Linked DNA regions of Homo sapiens: region 1 is linked to region 2. A link is a contact called in ENCODE Hi-C or POLR2A ChIA-PET data. All regions are on one chromosome and are shown on one strand. Each heading gives the region's core, a stretch centred on a gene start or an enhancer-like site at or near the end of the contact. The rest is flanking DNA. Distances are from core to core; before and after follow the strand shown.

Evidence for each region. A loop is a pair of places that touch in the nucleus more often than their neighbours do. ChIA-PET counts read pairs that join two places held with the same protein, here RNA polymerase II (POLR2A). Pooled maps may share reads with other maps.
Region 1: a loop to region 2 is called in a map of naive thymus-derived CD4-positive, alpha-beta T cell, with 8 times the contacts of the local background. The contact joins the promoter of WDR48 here to the promoter of PDCD6IP-DT in region 2. A Hi-C loop is called at or near these places in 1 of 168 maps with a recorded cell type or tissue (naive thymus-derived CD4-positive, alpha-beta T cell) and 8 of 50 pooled maps. POLR2A ChIA-PET finds 5 or more read pairs at or near these places in 1 of 52 experiments (MCF 10A).

Annotation. Positions count from the first base shown.
Region 1 is chr3:39,048,691-39,053,353 of GRCh38, forward strand. It overlaps WDR48 (WD repeat domain 48), which reads left to right and starts at 3,326. Exons shown (of 19, transcript NM_020839.4): 1 at 3,326-3,383. The coding sequence starts at 3,336. It overlaps SCN11A (sodium voltage-gated channel alpha subunit 11), which reads right to left and starts at 3,254. Exons shown (of 30, transcript NM_001349253.2): 1 at 3,171-3,254. RefSeq lists enhancers at 2,487-3,359, 3,030-3,119, 3,130-3,179, 3,200-3,389 and a silencer at 3,430-3,529.
Region 2 is chr3:33,795,513-33,800,122 of GRCh38, forward strand. It overlaps PDCD6IP-DT (PDCD6IP divergent transcript), which reads right to left and starts at 3,007. Exons shown (of 2, transcript NR_183731.1): 1 at 2,883-3,007; 2 at 1-2,510. PDCD6IP (programmed cell death 6 interacting protein) reads left to right here and starts at 3,118. Exons shown (of 18, transcript NM_013374.6): 1 at 3,118-3,425. The coding sequence starts at 3,217. RefSeq lists enhancers at 2,985-3,334, 3,281-3,814.

The DNA.
Region 1 (4,663 bases), core at 2,076-4,575, 5.3 Mb after region 2:
GCCTTAGTAACTAAGTTCTAATGAATTGACTATGGCTTAAAGTGACACTGCATGACTTCCACTGTGAGTTTAGAAAAAGCATTATAGCTTTCAACCAGATTTTTCTTCTTCGGGATGCTCATCCTTGGAACCCAGTTAGCATATTGTGAGGAACCAAATAGTGCTGTGGAAAGATCATGAGAAGGTGTTCTAGCCACAGCTTTGGCTAAGGACTAGGCCAACACCAGTATCAGTCACCAGACATGTGAGAGAAGGGGTCTTCAGATGATTCCAGCCCCAATCTTTTAGCTGCCCCAGCTGATGTGAAGTGGATAGTGGAACAGAGACAATCTGTTCCCATGAAGCTCTGCATAAATTACAGATTTGTAAGTAAAGTAAGGGTTGTAATTGTTTTAAACCATTGCATTTTGCAGATGGTTAAACAGCAATAGATAAAAGGAACAGGAAAAAAGAGTGCTGAATATTGGACAGTAGTTCAGAGCATATACTGCATCCTACAGGACAGTATCAAAAAGGGTTATCTCCCAGAAGGCACCATAGCTAAGTCTTCAATATATCTTCAATAAGACAAGATACTTCTCAGTGATTGAGTACACAATTAGACCAATAAATTCCATGGGCAATAGCCCATTGCATTACTTCTTTCATTGCAGAGTGAATTTCTTGGTCAAAAGCAATATAGTGTTAGAGAAAATGATAGTGTCTAAAGCACTGAGTAATTCCCTAGATGGTGGTGTCAGCGGAAGTACAGTGAGCAGGGAAAGCAAATCTCAATCTAGAATAAACATATTTTAGAGAGGACAAATAAGAACTCCCTCAATGATGGGGAGGGCCAATGACCAATGGAATAGACTTGCCTACATGTGACTGGCTGACCCTCCCAGAGCATGGGGTATTGGTCACTGCTTCTGAACACCCAGCGGTGGCTTGGTGATCCCATGCATAGCTCCAATCCTGTTGCCATTGCCATTGCCATTTATTTCATGATTCTACTGAGCAGGCAGTGAGGCTGAGTTTCATCACAAAGCAGTTCATTTCATCCATATGATTCTTAAGATTTATTCTGAGAGGTCCATCACTATATCCCTTCTGGAGTCTTCCTTGTCACTAGTTCTCCAGTCTTGCTCTTTCCATGTCCTTCACAAACTGGCCAAAAAATTATCCTCTGACCCTGAATTGACCATTTCTCCTTTCAGCCAAACTGAACATCAAAACATACTGGTGAAAATTCTGCCCACTGAAAGAACTTCACTATTTCAATATTTTTCAGGTCCAAAGCAGGACTACAACATATCAATTTCTAGCAAGTACCAGTATATTGTCCAGAGCAACATACCTGTATTGTATTTTGCACATCATAGGTGCTCAATAGACACTTAAGCAATTTTTAAAATACAGACATATTATTTCCCTACCTGTATTTCAACAGCTTCCCATTGGTCTAAAAGATCCTGCTGGGTATGGCCTCTGCATACTCCTTTCACTTCTCTGTACTCTAAGCCTTGACTCTCAGTTCCTGTAATGTTCCATGCTCTCTCCTGCTACAAGACCTTTGCTCAGACTGTTCCCTCTCCTTGCCTAGTTAACTCTTGACTCAAGATACTTCCTGTCTTACAATCATCTTTCTTCATAGTACTTATCTCTGTATTAATTCCTGTCTCATCCTGGGACTCTAAGTTCTATGACTATGTGCACTCACCACTGATTCCCCAACACCTAATATAGTGCCTGGCATATATGATATGCTAAATAATATTTTGTTAAATGAATGAATACATGAATCAGTGAATGAATAAGCCTGTAATGATGCAGTAATTTACCTATAAGTTATCACTGCCAGTTTTGCTTAAGAAGCTTTCTGCCATCACAATTTTTACTCATCTAATTCACATTTCTTTATTAATTTAAGAAGTATTTGTCAAGACAACTTTTCTAAGCATTACTTATATACTAGCACTATGCAACAGAAATTTGTGACCACATATGTAATTTTAAATATTCTAATATCCATGACAAAATTAATAAATTTTATTTAGCCTAATATACCCCCAAACATCATTTCAACATGAAATCAATACAAAAAATTATTAATGAGATATTTTACATTCTTTTCTTCAAACTAGTCTTTGAAATTTGGGGGTAGTTTACAATTACATATCTCAACTGGAACTAGCTATATTTCAAGTGCTCAAGAGCCACAAATGACTAGCAGATACATCATATGCTATATCCCACAGTGTAGTTCTATAGGATTCACTTTCACTAGAGAGGGTCTGATCACCCTCAGCTCTTATAATTAGTGGTCAGGAAAACCACCTTAAGTCAAACCTAACTGTTCCAGTATAAGAGATGATTTAAACTAGAATTGTCTCTGGGAACAATTTTAGCTGGTGTACCGTTTTCGCCTTCCTATAACATCTTTTTGTCTTGTTTTTTTTTTTTAAACTTTTAAGTTCAGGGGTACAAGTGCAGGTTTGTTATATAGGTAAACTTGTGTCACGGGTGTTTGTTGTACAGGCTATTTTGTCACCCAGGTATTAAGCCTAGTACCCATTAGTTATTTTTCCTGATCCTCGCCCTCCTCCCACCCTCCACCCTCCGAAAGGCCCCAGTGTGTGTTGTCCCCCTCTTTTGTGTCCATGTGTTCTCATCATTTAGCTCCCACTTATAAGTGAGAACGTGCGGTATTTGGTTTTCTGTTCCTTTGTTAGTTTGCTTAAGGATAAGGGCCTCCAGCTCCATCATGTCCCTACAAAGGACATGATCTCGTTCTTTTATGGCCCCACTTTTTATCCTTTTAATTTAAACGGATTCTTTGCTCCCCCTGAAGATGGAGGCCACCTCCTTTGCAAGGACTTCTATCTCTCCCCCTTTGAGGCCACGACATAATTCTCCGCATTTTTAGGTACTTAACAGTAAATCACTTGGTTCACTTGGTTCTCCTGCCTGCCTAGGAAAGGTCAGGAGATGGTCCAGCGCCATGTCTAGCACTGTTAATTCTTTCAGTGCTTTCGTTTTGCTTGGGCCTCTCGGGGAGGGCGCGGAAAAGAGCGCAAGCCAGGGTCTAGGACCACACAAGTGAATTCGTGTTGCTCCCTCAGCCCTGAAAAGTGGCTCTCTCCCCATCAGCATTATACTTGCACAGTGGTTTTGTTTTTAGGTGCATCTACCTCATCACATGGCTACCGGCCACACAGCAACTAACAGCACCGAGGAAACACAACAGCCTGTTTACCTTCAGCCCCGCCACTAACCCTTGGCCAAAGGGAAAGGGGCAGGACATCCTCCCGCTCTGAGCCACCTCCGGAAGTGACGTCGGAGTGTCAACATGCAAGATGGCGGCCCATCACCGGCAGAACACAGCAGGGCGGAGGAAAGTGCAGGTATGGAAGCCCGGTTCCTCGGTCTTCCGGACGCGGCCGGCAGCTCCGGGCCCACTCCAGCTAGAAGGTGCCCGGCGCCACGACCAGCTGGGGTAGCGGCATGGGGCGAACGGGGCGGGGCGCGGCCGGCCACGAGGGGTGGGGCCGCGGCGCTAACGGCTTGAGGAAGGGGCGGGGGTCGGCTTGCTTGGCCCTTGGGGCCCAGGCCCGGGACCCTCGTGGGCGGCATTCTGAGCCCGGGATTGCTTGTCGCCGCTCTTCTGTAGGAGTGGACTTGCGGGGTCGGGATAGGCTCGTTCCCCGCCCACTTGCCTCCCCCTTGCCCTGTCTTTCTTCGAAGCGCTCTGCCCTCGCTGCGTCGGAGCCGAGGCCTCCAGGGGTTTCCCAGGGGGGTGGGCGTTGGAGGAGTGAGCGGCTTGTGCGGGGGCGTGGCGAGGCGGCGGAGCGCCAACGGCCCTGCGGGGTTTCTGCTGAGGATTCCGCACTTGGGAGCCCCCAGCCCTCTCTTATGTGGGAGCTGTCCCCTGGGTAGGTTTAAGTGACATAAGAATGTGCGTGGGGAAATTATAATTTTAATTGTTTTGGTATTTAAGTTCCTCTTCACCATTTCTTCATCTTAAGTGTGCATCGCTGAATCTGTCTTTATTGTTTGTGTAATTTATTGTCCATGTGGTAAAGAGTTGTCTAATCTTACCGTGTGTGTCTTGTGCCTTATGCCTTTGTGAATTCACTTTTGTTTGCGGTTACGCTTAAGAGTTACTGCCACTTCGGGGAACATCACACACCGGGGCCTGTCGGGGGCTGGGGGCGCTAGGGGAGGGATAGCATTAGGAGAAATACCTAATGTAAATGACGAGTTGATGGGTACAGCAAACCAGCATGGCACACGTATACCTATGTAACAAACCTGCACGTTGTGCACATATATCCTAGAACTTAAAGTATAATAATAATATTAAAAAATAGTTATTGCCACTTAATATTTTCAGTGATGCAGGGAATAAAAGCCCTCTTACAGGTGTTTGCCTGCAGGTATATTGTATGTGGTAGTGGCAGTTTGGTGCATTTATTCATTAAACATTTACCTAGCACTTAGGGTGGCCCCCAAAGGGGAAAAGGGATTGAAAGGGTGTAGAAATAATTAACACCTAGGCTTTCTTTATAAAACACAGCATTATATGGAGTTCTGCGGGTTGAAATCAAGTGTCAGATAAAGGTAGTTAGATGAAGGGGTCCTTCAGTAAGGTAATCCCAGCAGAAGGTGGTAGGCCATAAAGTCT
Region 2 (4,610 bases), core at 1,757-4,256:
TTTGAAATTGTTTATTGTCAGAACATAAGCTAGCCAATCTTGACTAATATACCATAATTCTTTGCTTATTGGCCTATTGCCTAATTAGCTGGAGTGCTTGTTGTTGGTGAAAGTGTGTTATTTTGGAAGTAGAGAATATATTTTATATATATATATTTTTTTTTTTTACAAGGGTGAAACTTATTTAATGATATTTATTGAATGCCTGCTATACCAAGTGCTAGAGATGCATCAGTATACAAAACACACAATTTTTGCCCTCATGGAGCTTACATTTTAGTGGGGAAGTCAGATAAAAATTATATCAACAAACAAAATACTTGCAAGTTAGGGTAAGTGTTATGAAGGAACTAATGGCTGCGCTAGAGGTTAACAAGGGAGGGAATCTACTTTAGATAGTATGATGATGAGGAGAGGAGACCTTTCAACTGAGATATGAAGAAAGGGAGAAAACATTCTAGGTCACATGAGGCAAGAAAGATCTTGGTGTGTTTGAGAAACTAAAAAGACCATTGTGACTCAGTGGTAACAAATGAGGAACAAGAGGCAAAATATGAAGTTGCAGAGAAAGATCATCATGTTGTGGCAGGGAGTTTGGTTTTCATTCCAAGCCATCAGATAGTATCACCTTAATCTTCCTTTGGTCAATGCCACAAAACTAACCACATCTATGTTAACTTTCTTTTCTCCGCCATCTGCCTCAACAAATGTCATGTCCCTCATCTTTCTGATGGCTAATCACTCCCTTTGTATCCTCCCTCCTCTGGTTACCCTTTCTCCTCTTTTCATATACTTTGCTTCTTCGTTATCTTCCCAATGGGTCAGTCCTGTCAACCAACCTACAAGACACCACCCATCCCCCACCCTCTTCCATGGGTTATCAACTGGTAATGATTCTACTAACCACTCAGATGTTCAGGCCCCAAAACCAGGACCTATCTTGACCACTCTCTTTTCTTTACTTTCCTATGCAGTTCATTGGTAAATTCTTCAGTTTTAAACTCAAAGATATTATCAGTTTGGTTCACTCTTGCTAATGTTAGCTTTCCTGATTTCGTCTTGATTTCTGAAATGGTCTCATGATTTGCCTCCTTGCCTCCATTCTTTCCTTCCTCTAATTTTTTCTTTATGCATCAGCCAAGGGTGGCTACTTATTTTAACATAGAATAGCTTAATTAAAATAAACAAAAATTTTTATAAATTGTGGTAAAATAGGCCGGGTGCAGTGGCTCACGCCTGTAATCCCAGCACTTTGGGAGGCTAAAGCGGGTGGATCACTTGAGGCCAGGAGTTCGAGACCAGCCGGGCCAACATCGCGAAATCCAGTCTCTATTAAAAATACAAAAATTAGCCAGGCATGTGGTGTGCACCTGTAGTCCCAGCTACTCAGAAGGCTGAGGCAGGAGAATAGCTTGAACCTGGGAGGTGGAGGTTGCAGTGGGCTGAGATTGTGCCACTGCACTCCAGCCTGGGTGACAGAGTGAGACTCTTTCTAAAAAAAAAAAAATTGTGGTAAAATAAACTTTTACTATAATGAAAGTAGTCTATGTGCTGCAAAAGTTACAATGAAAAAGATAGGCAAACACAAAGAAAAAAATACACATTTCCACTTCCAAAGATTACCAATACTAACACCTTAGGGTATAAGCCCACTATTTTTTTAGTTGTACATAAATACATATATGTGCATTTTTAAACCAAAATGAGATGCTGTAACATACTATTTCGTGACTTGCTCTTTTCAGTTAATGATCTTTTCCATGGCAATACAGTTCTATTTTATCCAATACTCAGTCCATCTACATTCATATTTCTTTAATGGTCCTGAAAATGCATTTTATAGACAGTCTGTTCAAACCAGGATCCAATTCAAACTGTTATGTCCCTTAAATTTCTTTTCATAAAGCAGTTGCTTTTATCATGACAAATTGTTGAAGAGATGGGCCAGTTATCCTGCAGAATGTTTCACCTTCTGGATCTGTCTAGTTACTTCCTCTGGCATCATTTAGTTTGTTCATCTATCTGTTGTATTTTTTATAAACTGTGTTAGATGCAAAGGCTTGACAGATTCAAGTTAAATATTTTTGCCTGGAATATACCATGATGATACTGTATACTACATCCCATCAAAAGACAAACTATCCGATTGAGCTACAACGTGGCCTTTAAAAAATGTAAATTATAAGTGTATATAGCTTCCTCTGCATTTATTATACAATACTAAACAAATTCTTCAACTTGGACAACAAGTTTCTGAATGATTTGATGCCTGCTTACTCATCCAACTTTATTCCATCCCATTCTATTTGTTTTTAAAGGTCTTGTCACATGTTTCGTTTCTAGTCCTGAAACATGGTTAAGTGCTTGCCTCCTAGGGCCTCTGCCGCAGGCTTTTGGTTTGGAGGCTCTCCTTTGCCACTCCACCCCTCTCCACTCTTCTCCTCTTCTGATATCAAGCATCTTCTCAAATTACAGGTGTCGTTTTTAATTTATTTAAAATTTTGTTCTTTCTACAAAACAGCAACCAGAGACACAGGTTCATTTTCAGTTAACCTACTCGGAGAAAACCTACTTTATCTTATTTAAATTAGGGTCCTCCAAGCGATCTTAACATCTCCTAAGTCCCAAGCACCCTGTTTTTTTCCTGATACTTTTTCCGTTTACCTTAAGGTCTGTGTCAACCTGACAGTAAGCTGCACGATGGCAGGGGTCTTGCCTACTAGGTTCCCTGTGCACAGCAGCCCGTCAACAGTAGTTGAATAAACATCATAGGTCACAATAACCCTGGGACTGCCTCTTGGGGAGGTAGCCGCAAACTCTCGCAGGTGGCAGTGACACCAGTACTTCTCCGGGGGGTTGTTCGAGTGGAGGAATACTCTTACGTGAAAGTGCTCAGTACACCACTGCGGCAGGAAGGAGGAAGGGAAGAATTCCAGATGGGGAGAAAGTAATATTTTGCAGCACAGTACAGGGTAAACTGGGTCCAGGTGGGCGTAGCCGCCGCGACACCTTCACGTGACCGCGGACAGCTTAAGGACCCCGCATCCAGTGCGCCTGCGCTGGAGCTCCCGGAAGTTGCCGGACCCGGAACGCAGGCGGAGCGCAAGTCTGTCAGCCAGTCAGTCCGCCAGTCCGCCAGCCCAGTACCTCTCTCTCCTCGGCCCTCGTAAGCTGTCCGCGGTCTGTTTGGCCCGAACGGCGGCGGAGGCGCTGATCATGGCGACATTCATCTCGGTGCAGCTGAAAAAGACCTCAGAGGTGGACCTGGCCAAGCCGCTGGTGAAGTTCATCCAGCAGACTTACCCAAGCGGCGGGGAAGAGCAGGCCCAGTACTGCCGCGCGGCGGAGGAGCTCAGCAAGCTGCGCCGCGCCGCAGTCGGTCGTCCGCTGGACAAGCACGAGGGCGCGCTCGAGACGCTCCTGAGGTGGGCGCGGGGCTGGGAGTGGGTAGGTTGTCTGCCAGCCGTCGCTCGCCGCTCCTCTTCCCGTCTCCCCCCTTCCTTCAATCCTGTAACCTGGGCGGAGCCGCCCCGTCCCGGCCTGACCAGGCGCGTAGGTGTGGTCTGCATTCTTTGCTGGTGAGCAGGACCCGCCCTGCAGGCCCGCTGTGACTGCCCGCTTGTCCTGCCTGCACGTCTGCTCTAGCCCTTGGTCGGCGAGGGCTCCGTGGATCAGATACCTGGGAGCAGCAGTCTGCCCTGTACTGATCTCTTTTGCCACATTTACTTAGAACTAGTCTTCACTTTTTTGGGTCTCTAACTGAAGCTTCCCCTTTCGCCCCATTTTTCCATCACTGTCTTTCTTGGGCCACATTTTGATTTCATAATAGTAGTTGCTTGAAGGCAGTGGGGGAAGTGGGGGAATTGGGACACTGGACCAAATGTCTGATCAGCTCATCACATTGTCCACATGAAATGGACCGTCTTCCTCAGTTCAAAATAATCAAATGATAGATGGAGAATTCTGAAAGTTAGGAGCTACAACTATTTGAAATAAAACTCTAGTTACATAGTTGAACCGTTCAAGGTAGGTTGTTTAAAAGCAGTTTGTTCACAAACAGATATATACACAGTAGAGTAAATTTGTTATTTTAGCAAACGCTTATTTAGCTCATGCTGATTTAATGAGGGTTCCTTTCATGATACTTAATAGTTATAAGAACATTTTTTACGATTTTATAGTTAAACATTTCTTTTGCATACCTTGTTAATCTCGTTTTCTCCGTATAGTATATTCTACTTGTTTCACAGGAGAATCACAATTGTATTCCAATCCAAGTAGCAGAAACCCAGGCTAAACTAGCTTGAGCTAAGAAAAGACTTATTCTGCCGGGCGCGGTGGCTCACGCCTGTAATCCCAGCACTTTGGGAGGCCGAGGCGGGCGGATCACGAGGTCAGGAGATCGACACCATCCTGGCTAGCACGGTGAAACCCCATCTCTACTAAAAATACAACAAATTAGCCGGGCGTGGTGGCGGGTGCCTGTAGTCCCAGCTACTCGGGAGGCTGAGGCAGGAGAATGGTGTGAACCTGGGAGACGGAGCTTGCAGTGAGCCGAGATCGCGCCACTGCACTCCAGCCTGGGCGACAGAGTGAGACTCCATCTCAAA